4 separate regions of the Homo sapiens genome follow, and all the other regions are linked to region 1. A link is a contact called in ENCODE Hi-C or POLR2A ChIA-PET data. All regions are on one chromosome and are shown on one strand. Each heading gives the region's core, a stretch centred on a gene start or an enhancer-like site at or near the end of the contact. The rest is flanking DNA. Distances are from core to core; before and after follow the strand shown.

Evidence for each region. Hi-C counts contacts between places; a loop is a spot of excess contacts on that map. ChIA-PET counts read pairs that join two places held with the same protein, here RNA polymerase II (POLR2A). Pooled maps may share reads with other maps.
Region 2: a loop to region 1 is called in a pooled map, with 4 times the contacts of the local background. The contact joins two enhancer-like sites. A Hi-C loop is called at or near these places in 3 of 50 pooled maps. POLR2A ChIA-PET finds 5 or more read pairs at or near these places in 3 of 52 experiments (AG04449, H1 and naive thymus-derived CD8-positive, alpha-beta T cell).
Region 3: a pooled map shows a loop between it and region 1 (2.7-fold over the local background). The contact joins the promoter of ZNF684 here to the enhancer-like site in region 1. A Hi-C loop is called at or near these places in 1 of 50 pooled maps. POLR2A ChIA-PET finds 5 or more read pairs at or near these places in 2 of 52 experiments (H1 and activated naive CD4-positive, alpha-beta T cell).
Region 4: a pooled map shows a loop between it and region 1 (2.5-fold over the local background). The contact joins the promoter of INPP5B here to the enhancer-like site in region 1. A Hi-C loop is called at or near these places in 3 of 50 pooled maps. POLR2A ChIA-PET finds 5 or more read pairs at or near these places in 2 of 52 experiments (AG04449 and naive thymus-derived CD8-positive, alpha-beta T cell).

The regions. Positions count from the first base shown.
Region 1 is chr1:39,213,853-39,216,552 of GRCh38, forward strand. All of the region lies in intron 1 of MACF1 (microtubule actin crosslinking factor 1), which reads left to right. Among named protein-coding and RNA genes, the nearest start is that of MACF1, 11 kb to the left of the region's middle. RefSeq lists enhancers at 1-667, 1,046-1,155. Within about 2 kb of position 1,344, at least 23 of the 41 ENCODE cell types and tissues checked have a DNase peak (open chromatin) inside an H3K27ac peak, as active enhancers do.
Region 2 is chr1:37,924,722-37,927,421 of GRCh38, forward strand. All of the region lies in intron 7 of INPP5B (inositol polyphosphate-5-phosphatase B), which reads right to left. Among named protein-coding and RNA genes, the nearest start is that of INPP5B, 21 kb to the right of the region's middle. RefSeq lists an enhancer at 1,442-1,681. Within about 2 kb of position 1,299, at least 5 of the 41 ENCODE cell types and tissues checked have a DNase peak (open chromatin) inside an H3K27ac peak, as active enhancers do.
Region 3 is chr1:40,530,187-40,532,886 of GRCh38, forward strand. ZNF684 (zinc finger protein 684) reads left to right here and starts at 1,451. Exons shown (of 5, transcript NM_152373.4): 1 at 1,451-1,601. LOC124904149 (a long non-coding RNA gene) reads right to left here and starts at 1,360. Exons shown (of 2, transcript XR_007066022.1): 1 at 1,302-1,360; 2 at 392-1,169. RefSeq lists an enhancer at 1,251-1,545.
Region 4 is chr1:37,945,772-37,948,471 of GRCh38, forward strand. It overlaps INPP5B (inositol polyphosphate-5-phosphatase B), which reads right to left and starts at 1,282. Exons shown (of 24, transcript NM_005540.3): 1 at 1,219-1,282; 2 at 481-563; 3 at 1-79. The coding sequence starts at 537. It also overlaps a transcript of LOC105378651 not described here. RefSeq lists enhancers at 1,104-1,633, 1,211-1,450.

The DNA.
Region 1 (2,700 bases), core at 94-2,593:
TTAGTCTAGGCGGGATAAAGTCAGCTGTGAGAACCTTTATTAGTAAGCAGTAACAGGATTATTAGCAGTTTGTAGGTGGGAGGGATACCCACTTGGGAGTGAAGTTGTCAAGCAACTGAGGCAGGTCATAGGGCTTGTTTAAACTGAATGGTCTGCTAGGAAAGCTTGCATTTACTTTTTTTCATTTGTAGTCGTTTGGGCTAATCTCTGGAAACTTGCTTTCCTAGGTGCTGCCCCTCCTCCCTCCCTGCCTTCAGGAACAGGATTGAAAGCAGCATTAGCCTGAAGAAGTCGTTCTATTTAGGGAGCTAGAGCAGAGGGCCAGTGATTAGGCCCTTATCTGCAGCGGGGCCTTTTTGAGTGGTGTGGGGCAGGGCTGCAGTGTCTGTCCTGACACCCACAGAGGCTGGACTTTTCTGTCCCCTGGTTGGGTTAGAACTGTGAAGAACCAATAGAAGGGCTGGGCCAGCTGAATGAAAAAGCCCTTCATTGTGTTTCTTCAACATTCCAGTGTCTGGTACAATTAGCCAAGACTCGGAAAACAAGTTGGACAAACAAGCAGGCAGCCTTCTACTGATGGATGAAAGGATTTCTGGCACAGCTGAGTTAAGTGCACTGACTGTAAAGACAGAGTAGGAGGATCTGGGAAGAAGAAGGGGACTTTGGAATGCCATTCCTGGCTGTGAGGGGAAAGAATGGAGCAACAAGCAAACGGTATTTTTGAAGCTGATAAAATTTGCTGTGATAATCTACCTGGGAGGCTGGCTGAGGCGAGGCTGGCTGAGGTGGGGCTACTCTGTAAAGTAGGTGGAATCACTGGGGAGTTACTGACTCTTCCCTTTTGGCAGCTGTAAGTGCGGGGAAGGGAAACTTTCTTTGGAATCTAGGGATCTGTTCACAGTGGACGGTGAGTGTATGAGCTTGCTCCATTATAGTCTCTCCCATCATGAGACCTTCTCATTTGGTTAACACTATATGTACTTCTGCCTGAGAAGAGGCACACCTGAGGAGCAAGTTGTTGGGCAATGGATGCACTGTTCCTGACTTGGCAGTAAACCACTTAGCTCACCAGCTCTCCTGCAACTAAGATTCACCACATTACAAGCTTCTGCTCTGCAAATGGAGGGTAACTCAAAGACCAGTTTCTTCCTACTCAGGTTTACTCACTTCATACCTTGACTGGACTTTTGCATATGGAGCTCTCCCCTCTGTACGCTCTATTGGTCTGGAAACACAGAGTTGGTGCTACTTTTGAACAGCATGCAGCATGCTATATGCCTGAGACATGGACCCAGTTTTTGGAAGTGCCCTAGGGAGGAGCTTCCTCTCTGACCTCAAGGGAAGAAGGAGGTCAGTAGGAAGTGGTGGGTGGAGCCACTTCTCTGTTCTGCTGTCTCCTCTCTACACCTCACAGCCCTTTTTGAGGAGCTGCGAAGGGTGCACAGGCCAGTAGCTGGAGGTTCTTTGGTACCCCCTCCTTTTAGGTGGGGTCAGCAGACACAGGGGCGCCATGTGGCCGAGTTACCAAGATGAACACGAGTTCAACGCCCACCTGGTTTGTCGCATGTGCTGTATGGGTTAGTATGTGAAGTTTTTTTTTTTTTTGCTTGTCCGGGCCTGAGGATCCCAAATAGCCCTTGCTCTCATTGACTCATAGGAATGCATGGACTTCGAAGCCTTGTGGTGTTACAACCTTTAGGCTTGTTAAAATGTGCAGTGGAATAGATTGGGGTGCCCTACTTCCTGGGGAACTTCTTAAGCTTGCAGTAACTGGCAGTTAAGAGCCCAAGCTTTGGGTGTAGAACTTTTTTTATAGAGACTGAATTCATGCTCATGCTTCTGCCTGTATCAGGAAACCACTTTTAAGGTATGTTGCATAGTGCTGAAAGTCCAGAGTGTATTTTTAGCAGAAGTTGGTTGGTTACGGAGTCCACCTCTGAGCAGACTGGCGGGAGGATGGGGGGTGGGAGGGAGGAGTCATGGCCTATGTTTCCTCTTTGGGGCTTATTGCTAGTTCTTTTACACTTTACTCTGCCAGCTGTGACAGAGAGAGAAAAAGACTCAAAGATGATCTGGGGTCAGGGACCTAAATAAGAGAGGCTAGGGGAAGAGTCATGTTAGCTGTGACTTAGATCTCTCTTGATAAGGCATCATTAAATAATGATTATTTAAGTAATGTCCTGTGGCCTTGAACAAGTGACTTAACCTTTTTGGCCGTAGGTTTCCTTGGTTTCAAAATTGTAGGGTATACAGACTGGTGCTAGACTGAGAGACATCAATTCTCTGTAAAATGAAAAAAGATAAAGAAAATGTAGTGTGTCTTTCATAAAGCTAAACTTAAAGAATTGTCTTTTATTCTGAAATTGTCTCTCCTACTTTCTAATGTTAAAATATCCTTTATTTTATGAAAGAATTGTTATTATATGGTAGTGTGTTTTTAAGATATCCCTACTTAGCAAAATGAAAAGTGACAACTTCTGTTAGGCTTTCTGATTTATTGTGGAACATGTATTTGTCTATGAAATCTTAGTTTGGGAACCACTGGTTTGGTAATCTACTATCTTTTGATTTTATACTTTGAGTCTCTAACAAGGAGCAAAATTGTGACCCAAATAGGCAGATTTTCATTAAAATTGAAGTAACTAGTTGTTTGATGAAGAGGAGACCTTAGAAAAATCTCAGAGAAGGAGAGCAACAGAA
Region 2 (2,700 bases), core at 49-2,548, 1.3 Mb before region 1:
CACAGGGAGATCTCGTCTCTAAAAACAAAAAGAGGCTGCGCATGGTGGCTCACACCTGTAATGCCAGCACTTTGGGAGGCCAAGGCAGGCTGAATCACTTGAGGTCAGGAGTTCAAGACCAGCCTGGCCAACATGGTGAAACCCTGTCTCTACTAAAAATATAAAAATTAGTCCAGGCATGATGGCTCACGCCTATAATCCCAGCACTTTGGGAGGCCAAGGTGGGCAGATCACCTGAAATCAGGAGTTCAAGATCAGCCTGGCCAACATGTTGAAACCCCGTCTTTACTGAAAATACAAAGAGTAGCCAGACATGTTAGCACATGCCTGTAATCTCAGCTACTTGGGAGGCTGAGGCAGGAGAACTGCTTAAACCCAGGAGGTGGAGGCTGCAGTGAGCAGAGATCACACCACTGCACTCCAGCCTGGGTGACAGAGTGAGACTCCGTCTCAAAAAAATAAAATAAAATAAAAATAAAAATAAATAAAAACAAAAAGAGAAAGTAATAGTGCACCAAGGAACCATGAAGAAAAGAAAAAGAAAAATGTCCAGGCCTCTTGACATCCACTTTGTTTAAATTCTCATCATTGGCATTCCAAGAAAGAAAGTCTCTTCTCATTCATATTTGCTAGCTTCAGTTCATGTATGGATCACCAATAACAAAACTGTTAGAGCGTAATTTATTTTATATATTTATCTATTTAAATTTAGAGATATCACTATGTTGCCCAGGCTGGTCTGGAACTCCTCAAGCAAGACTCCTGCCTCAGCCTCCGAGTAGCTGGGACTACAGGTGCGCACCACTGTGCCGGGCTAACAGTATATTTTAAGTAGCAAAGAAAAACATGCAAGTCAGCTAGCATCTATCCTCCAACAGTACAGTATCTTTCCTCTAATAAATATATTGATGCCTCCCTCTTCCTGAACTGTCCCTCCCTGAGGATTTTTCTGTTCAAAGCTCCACTTCTAACTGAGTGTTTGTGGGTCACCTCACTTGCTCTCAACAATAACTGCAGAATTCCAAAACAAACTGTTTTCAGAAGAAAAAAAGAATCTTTAGGGGGTTCTCTTGTACTAGAAACATAAAACTGGATTAAATGGCCCAAAGAAGGAAAATGGAGAGGGGAACAACAAAAGGAAGAAGAAAAACGAATACAGTTCTCTTTTGTTTAAGGAAACAAAGTGACTTAAAATAAGTTACTTAGGAGCCTGCAGAGCTTCCCACAACGGTGGAAATGATGGGCAATATTTGTTCTCTAAGATAAACAAAAGCAAATTTATTTTCTCCATGCTAAAAGGATATGTTGGTCACACAAGTTTTACCTATTAGTACTGACAAAACAAGATGAAAGAGAGAGTGAGAGAGAAAACCACCCCGGGGGCTATTTTGCTAACATGCTCTCTGGCTTCTACTCTGGTAAACTAGGTTACCCTTTATGTTACCCTGAGATATAAATAGCATTCATTTCCTTTCACTGGCATGACAGACTTTAATACTTTGTTTCCTGGGTCCAGAAGAAAAAATACTTAAACACATCCCCTTGTAAATTTGAGTTACTACAAAGCTGGTTCATTTCTTTTTTTTTTTGAGACGGAGTCTCACTGTCGTCAGGCTGGCATGCAGTGGCGTGATCTCAGCCCACTGCAACCTCCGCCTCCCAGGTTCAAGTGATTGCTTCAGCCTCTCAAGTAGCTGGGATACAGGCGCACGCCACCACGCCCAGCTAATTTTTTATATTTTAGTAGAGATGGGGTTTCACCACGTTGGCCAGGATGGTCTTGAACTCCTGACCTTGTGATCCGCCCACCTCGGCCTCTGAAAGTGCTGGGATTACAGGCTTGAGCCACCACACCCGGCGAAGCTGGCTCATTTCTAATCAACTTTGGATTAAAAAAAAACAAAATGTATTTGCTATTACTGCTTTGTTAAAATAGCCCAGAATGGCCCCTGTGGGACTTCTGAGTAGCCATTTCCTTTTTAGTGCATAGTTCAAAACCCTCCAGAACACAGCTCCAGGTTTTGCATGTACCCAGGATGCAATGCAGGTGAACATTTTACAGACTGACTTGGATAAGTACTGGGCCCTGTACAGGATCCTCAATGGGGTTTTCTGAATAAGAGCAACTTCAGTTGCTAGATGGAAATAATGAGGTATTTCTCCCAAATCAGACTTCACTCTTTTTAAGGAAAGAAAAAGCTGCAAAAGGAAGTTAACAGCATCCCTGGTCATCTAGTGGTTAGGAAGAAAAAAAAAGAAAAGAAAAAAGATGTTAAGAACAGTGAGGCCAGGCGCGGTGGCTCACGCCTGTAATCTCAGCACTTTGGGAGGCCCAGGCGGGCAGATCACAAGGTCAGGAGATGGAGACCATCCTGGCCAACAAGGTGAAACACCATCCCTACTAAAAATACAAAAATTAGCTGGGTGTGGTGGCGTGCAGGTGCATGTATGTAGTCCCAGCTACTAGAGAGGCTAAGGCAGGAGAATTACTTGAACCCGGGAGGTGGAAGTTGCAGTGAGCCAAGATCGTGCCACTGCACTCCTAGCCTGGTGACACAGCAAGACTCCGTCTCAAAAAAAAAAAGGAGCAGTTAAATAAGTGCAGGAGCAGAAAGACTCCTACCAATCTACCGATTCAACTACCAATCTAAAGTCAGTGCAAGCTGGGCTTGGCAAGAGAATCACGTGAACAAGCTGCCA
Region 3 (2,700 bases), core at 201-2,700, 1.3 Mb after region 1:
TATCCTGAATTGTGTATTTCCCGCCTCTACTGGATCTTTTGTTTTATTTTATTAACTAATTCATTTATTTGAGACAGAGCCTCGCTCTGTCGCCCAGGCTGGAGTGCAGTGGTGTGATCTCGGCTCACTGCAACCTCTGCCTCCCGGGTTCAAGTGATTCTCCCGCCTCAGCCTCCCAGGTAGCTGGGTTTACAGGCGTCTGCCACCACGCCCGGCTAATTTTTGTATTTTTAGTAGAGACGGGGTTTCACCACGTTGGCCAGGCTGGTCTCCAACTCCTGACCTCAGGTGATCTGCCCACCTAAGCTTCCCAAAGTGCTGGGATTACAGGCGTGAGCCACTGCGCCCAGCCTAGATCCTTTTAATTAGTACATAAACTTACTATAATTTCTTCCATCTTTTTTATTTTATTTTTTTGAGACAGAGACTAGCTCTGTCGCCCATGCTGCAGTGCAGTGGCGGGATCACGGCTCACTGCAGTCTCTACTGTCTGGGCTCAAGCGATCCTCCCATCTCAGCCTCTCAAGTAGTTGGGACTTCAGGCGGGTGCCATGCCAGGCTAGTTTTTTATTTTTTGTAGAGATGAGGGTCTCACTATGTTGCCTAGGCAGTTTCAGACTCCTGGGCTCAACCAATCCTCCCACTTTGGCCTCCTGAAATGTTAGGATTACAGGCATAAGCCACCACACTCAGCCCCATCTTTGAATTAAAAAAAAAAAAAAAATTAGAACGTGGAAAAACGCAACAACAAAAGATTAACAAAATCCCTATCCCATGATAGCCTTATTTTTCTGCTCACCTTAAAAACAAAACTTCTTAAAAGTATTGCGTATATTTGCTTTCTCCATTTCCTCTCCTCCCATCCTTCCCTCCAACTCCTATCAAATTTTCATCAGACTTTATCAAACTTCCACCACTGCCAAAATGGCGTTTCAACATCACTGGTGACCATTGCTACAGTGGCCCATTCTTAATTCTCATTTTACTTGACCTATGAGCAACATTTGAGACAATGGGTCACTCCCTTCTTGAAACACTTCCTTCCCTTGGTTTTGCAGATCTAAACTCTCCTACTTTTCCATCTACTTCATGGATTATTCCTTCTCAGTCTTCTTTGTTGGATCCTCTTCACCTCTCCGACTTAACCTGGTGCATTGCTAGAAGAAACCCTGCTGAGTAAGAGCAAATTGTTTTTAGCATACCGCCGATTTTACTTTCCAGTATTTAAAAATGCTGTGTATCCTTTTAAATGAAAACGACTTAAAAAGCGTGGCTCTCAGGCTAGCAATAGAGATACCAACCCGGGAATCTCCGCACCACCCCCCAAGAGGAAGCAGCGTCTGACGTCTTCCGGAAACGAGCTCCACTGGCCTTATGGGAAATGTGGTCTCCGACGGATGGCCTACACCCGGGAGGAGTCCAGGAACTCTAGGTGGACAGTTACTTCCGCACACGCGTAGTAGGACGGTAGCCGGTATTCAATCTTCAAATCAGCGCCGCGGGAAGTGCGGGCGGGTGTTGCTCCCCTGTCTCTGGACGACGCTGTGACTGATCCCAGGCTTGGAGCCGGAGCTGCGAGCGAGGCAGTGAAAGGGTGGCAGGTATGGCTTTGCTGGACTCGGAGGACGTAAGAGAAAGGCGGGGACTGGCTTCTAGGTTTACCCTACCGAAGATAAAACTTTAGTCTCCAAGCGCAGTGACTTCAGGTTTGGATATGTGGGTCCTGTTCAACTCGAGTAGCTGAGAGAAAGCAAGAGTTGGGCTCCGACTGGCACTGGGTAGATGTCCAGGGCTCTGGTGGGACTGGGAGAGGCTCAATTTGCATTCCTGCTCTTGTAGGTCAAGGTCACTATGTAGGAGTCTGTTCATCTAACTGTACCTTTCCTGGTTCCAAGAGCATAGTTGGCCCGACTGGAGCCTGCGACAATTTTAAGCCGTGTCAAGGGATCCAGTGGAAACTGTAAGCTATTTCAAGGGATCCAGGAAGAAAGCATTCTTGAGAAACTGCTATGGATTAGAAGGGTATTCTCAGCAATCATTTGAAGTAAATGCTATTACCATTTTGCATATGAGTTAACTGAAGCTGAAAGGTGAAATTACTTGCCTGGACTCACACAGCTTAGTAAGTGGAAGAACTGAGATTCAAACTCAGATACATTTTCTCCAAATTTCTTTTTTTTTTTTTTTACAGTATAGCATTCCTGCATAAAACAGAGTTGGGTTTATTCTCCTGAAATGTTTGAGCAATGAATGCTGAGTAAATTTCGATTTGTAGTCATTTTGTAGAGTCTCTTGGTGTATCTGCAGATCTTCCAGTGCAGACTGTGTAAATGAAGATGTGAGTCCCCGGTTTGCCCATTATACCCTTTCTAGAGCCCCAGCAGTTCTAAGCTCATAGGAGATGGCGAGTTTCTACAGAGAGAAACATTTGGAGTTTAAACTGAAGGATCCAGCTTAACAAAAAAAAAATAAAAAAAAGTGTTCCTGGGTCCCTGAATCCAGCCTTCTCAAGAAAGCCCAACCTAATTTGCAATCTCTTATCCCAGCGTCAGAGTAGAAACCAGAGAATCACAGGAAGGAATCATTTTTAGACTTACGGAGCTTCAGAGACCAAGCTTTTAAGTGAGTCAACTCATTCATTATTTCTTCAGGATAAATTTCTGGGAGGAAAAAAAATAACTGTTTCAAGAGGAACCACTT
Region 4 (2,700 bases), core at 32-2,531, 1.3 Mb before region 1:
CGTGCTCCAGGCGGTAGCGCACGAGTCCCAGGAGGCGGCTCTGCCGGCTGTCCCCCTCACACAGCACACCTTGCACCGCCTGCGGCTCAGAGTCAAGGGAAGACAACCCAGAGGCGAGGCCTCTCCCCACCCAGGCTGTCCCACCTTCCCTCTGTTCCCCTGCCCCCCCAGATTCACTGTGTGGCCTTGGGTGAGCACTCAAACCATGTGCTGAACTAACAGACAAACAGGCTCTCTAAGCCTTCCTTATCTATGAAATGAGGATAATAATCCCCAACTTCATAGGGAGTTAGGAGGATAACTGCGTATTTAAAGCATTTGGCTGAGAGTCCAGGACTCAGTAAGTACTTAGTAAATACTGATTTCCTTCTCCCCTGATGGTTCAGAGGGGCAGGAGAGGGGATAGACACCTCGACACCTTCCATTCCTCTTCCCAAGGCCAGGGCAGGCTCAGGGCCGCAGTTAGCACAGGAAGGATATGATGACGCAGTATTCCCCCTCAGCCAGCGTCTCCTGGATTGCCACAGACTGGTCCATGCTGGCCCCTGCTGAGCGCACACACCCTGTGGGAGGGGAGATAGGAGCCCCGCTTTGGTCAACAAGTTACGCATGGGGTGGTGGAGCTGCCTCAGAGGGGTTGGGGGCAGGAGGGAGGGGCCTTTGCAGAGGGAGATGGTACCGGGGAGGCCTGATCCTCCTCCTCCTCCTCTTTGTCCTCCCTAGAATAGGCCTTTCAGTTTTTAGGGATAGGGGTCCAGTCCCTTTGCCCCGCTGGGATCTACAGTTTGCTATACTGCCTTTGTCTGGGAGGGCATCCAGTTGCTCTTGAGTGTGGTCTATCCTTGTTGGAAGTGGGGTACGTGGATTGGAGAAGGGGACCTAGTCCCTTTGCTCCTAGGACATGGCTCTTCCTCTCTTTTGGGGACAGTTTTTGTTCTGCTAGCGCCTCTCTGGGAGGTGTCAGTGGTGTGTCCATGTGGGGTTCAGGGAACATCCCCTTACTGTCATTCAGGAGGGTCCCATTCCTCTTTCCTTGGAGACAGGAAGTGTCCCATTGCTGCTTGCCCTTCACCCCCGCCCCAGCAGGCCCATTGCATCAGCTGCAGGCCGGGGGTTGGGGGGTGTCCCAGCCCTCAGCTTGCCCACTCCCTCCTGCCCAGCCCTGCCCTGGCTTTCCTGCTCTGCTCCCACCCACAGCTCCCTGACATTGTCACCTACCTCCTGAGCTGTCACCACAGGGCGCACGGGACTCCGCTGCCCCAGGTTCCGGGACAGTGACTACATTTCCCAACAGCCCCTGCGCCACATGGTGGTCAGTCAGCCTGCAAGTCCCAGCATGCCCGAGTCAATCGTGGGGTGGGGAGTCTCTCCATCCGTGTTAACCCCTTAGGCCCTGGGGTACACTGGGCTTCCTATACCAGAAAGGTTTTCTAATGATTGCCCTCACTCCCATCCCCAGCCCTCTAGGTCATGGGGCCAGAGCTTCCCACCCAGAAGGAAGATGGTCACATTTTATCTTAGGGGAAGAATATAATGCATTTTTATTTTCTCCTTAGTTCCATCCTCAGCTCTTCTCACTCCAGGGTAGACAACCCGGACCTCTACTGAAACTCTTCCCCTAAAATAACTACCTTCTCCTGGTTTAATGGAGGGAGAACCAGACTATGAAGAACCATTATGTCCATTTTCCAGGTGGAGAAACTGAGCCTTGGATAGGTTAAGCAGTTTGACATTAAGTCCTGCAGCTAGCAGGTGGCAACACTGGGACTCCACTGAAAGTCTGACTGCAACTCCTGGGCCATTTATACCGCTACACACTGCCCTATTTCCTCCCTTAGCCCCACCCAGCCCTCCTGCCACACAGGGCTGTTTGAGGCTACTGGGTGTGAACGCACTTTATAAAGGGTATGACACTGTTCCTGTCCGGCAACGTCCTTCCCCTGATCCGCCTGGCTTTGTGACCTTGGCCAAGACCTTTCTTCCCTTGGGACTCAATTTCCCCATCTAAGATAAGGAGGTTACCCAAGATGGACAAAAAGAGCCAGCACAGGGACTGGGCACAGTGGCTCATGTCTGTAATCCCGGCACTTTGGAAGGCCAAGGAGGGAGGATCGCTTGAGGCCAGGAGTTTGAGACCCCATCTCTAAAAAAAAATTTTTTTAAATTTAGCCGGGTATGGTGGTGCATGCCTGTAGTCCCAGCTACTTGGGAGGCTGAGGTGGGAGGATTGCTTGAGCCCAGGAGTTCAAGGCTGCAGTGAGCTGTGATTGCTCACCCAGCTCAGATAAGGAATGCTAGGATCATTCTCACTTGGCCTATTGGCTGTTTAATTAAGCTGTAAGCTCCCGTTGGACAGGACTATGCCTTTTCATCAACATACCAGCAGTTTCTGGCACACAGTTATCTATGGAGTTAGTGAATTACTTTCTGAACTATTTTAATAAATACACCTTCTCTCAAGCTTTGGCCCAAACTGAAGGAATGGGCCTTCAGTGCTGGGGAGGGGGTGACTGTTGTGACTTGTGAACAGTTTCCCTTCCTCTTTCCCCAAGTGAAGTGGCCATCCTAATGACCAGTTCAACTTTGCATATGTAAACCCCTTCCAGAAACAGTCGTTGCCTTCTTCTCAATCCATTTCTTTTCCTGGAAACATCCACAGCACAAATGGAGCTCAAGTTTATTTGAATTCAGTGTCTAAGT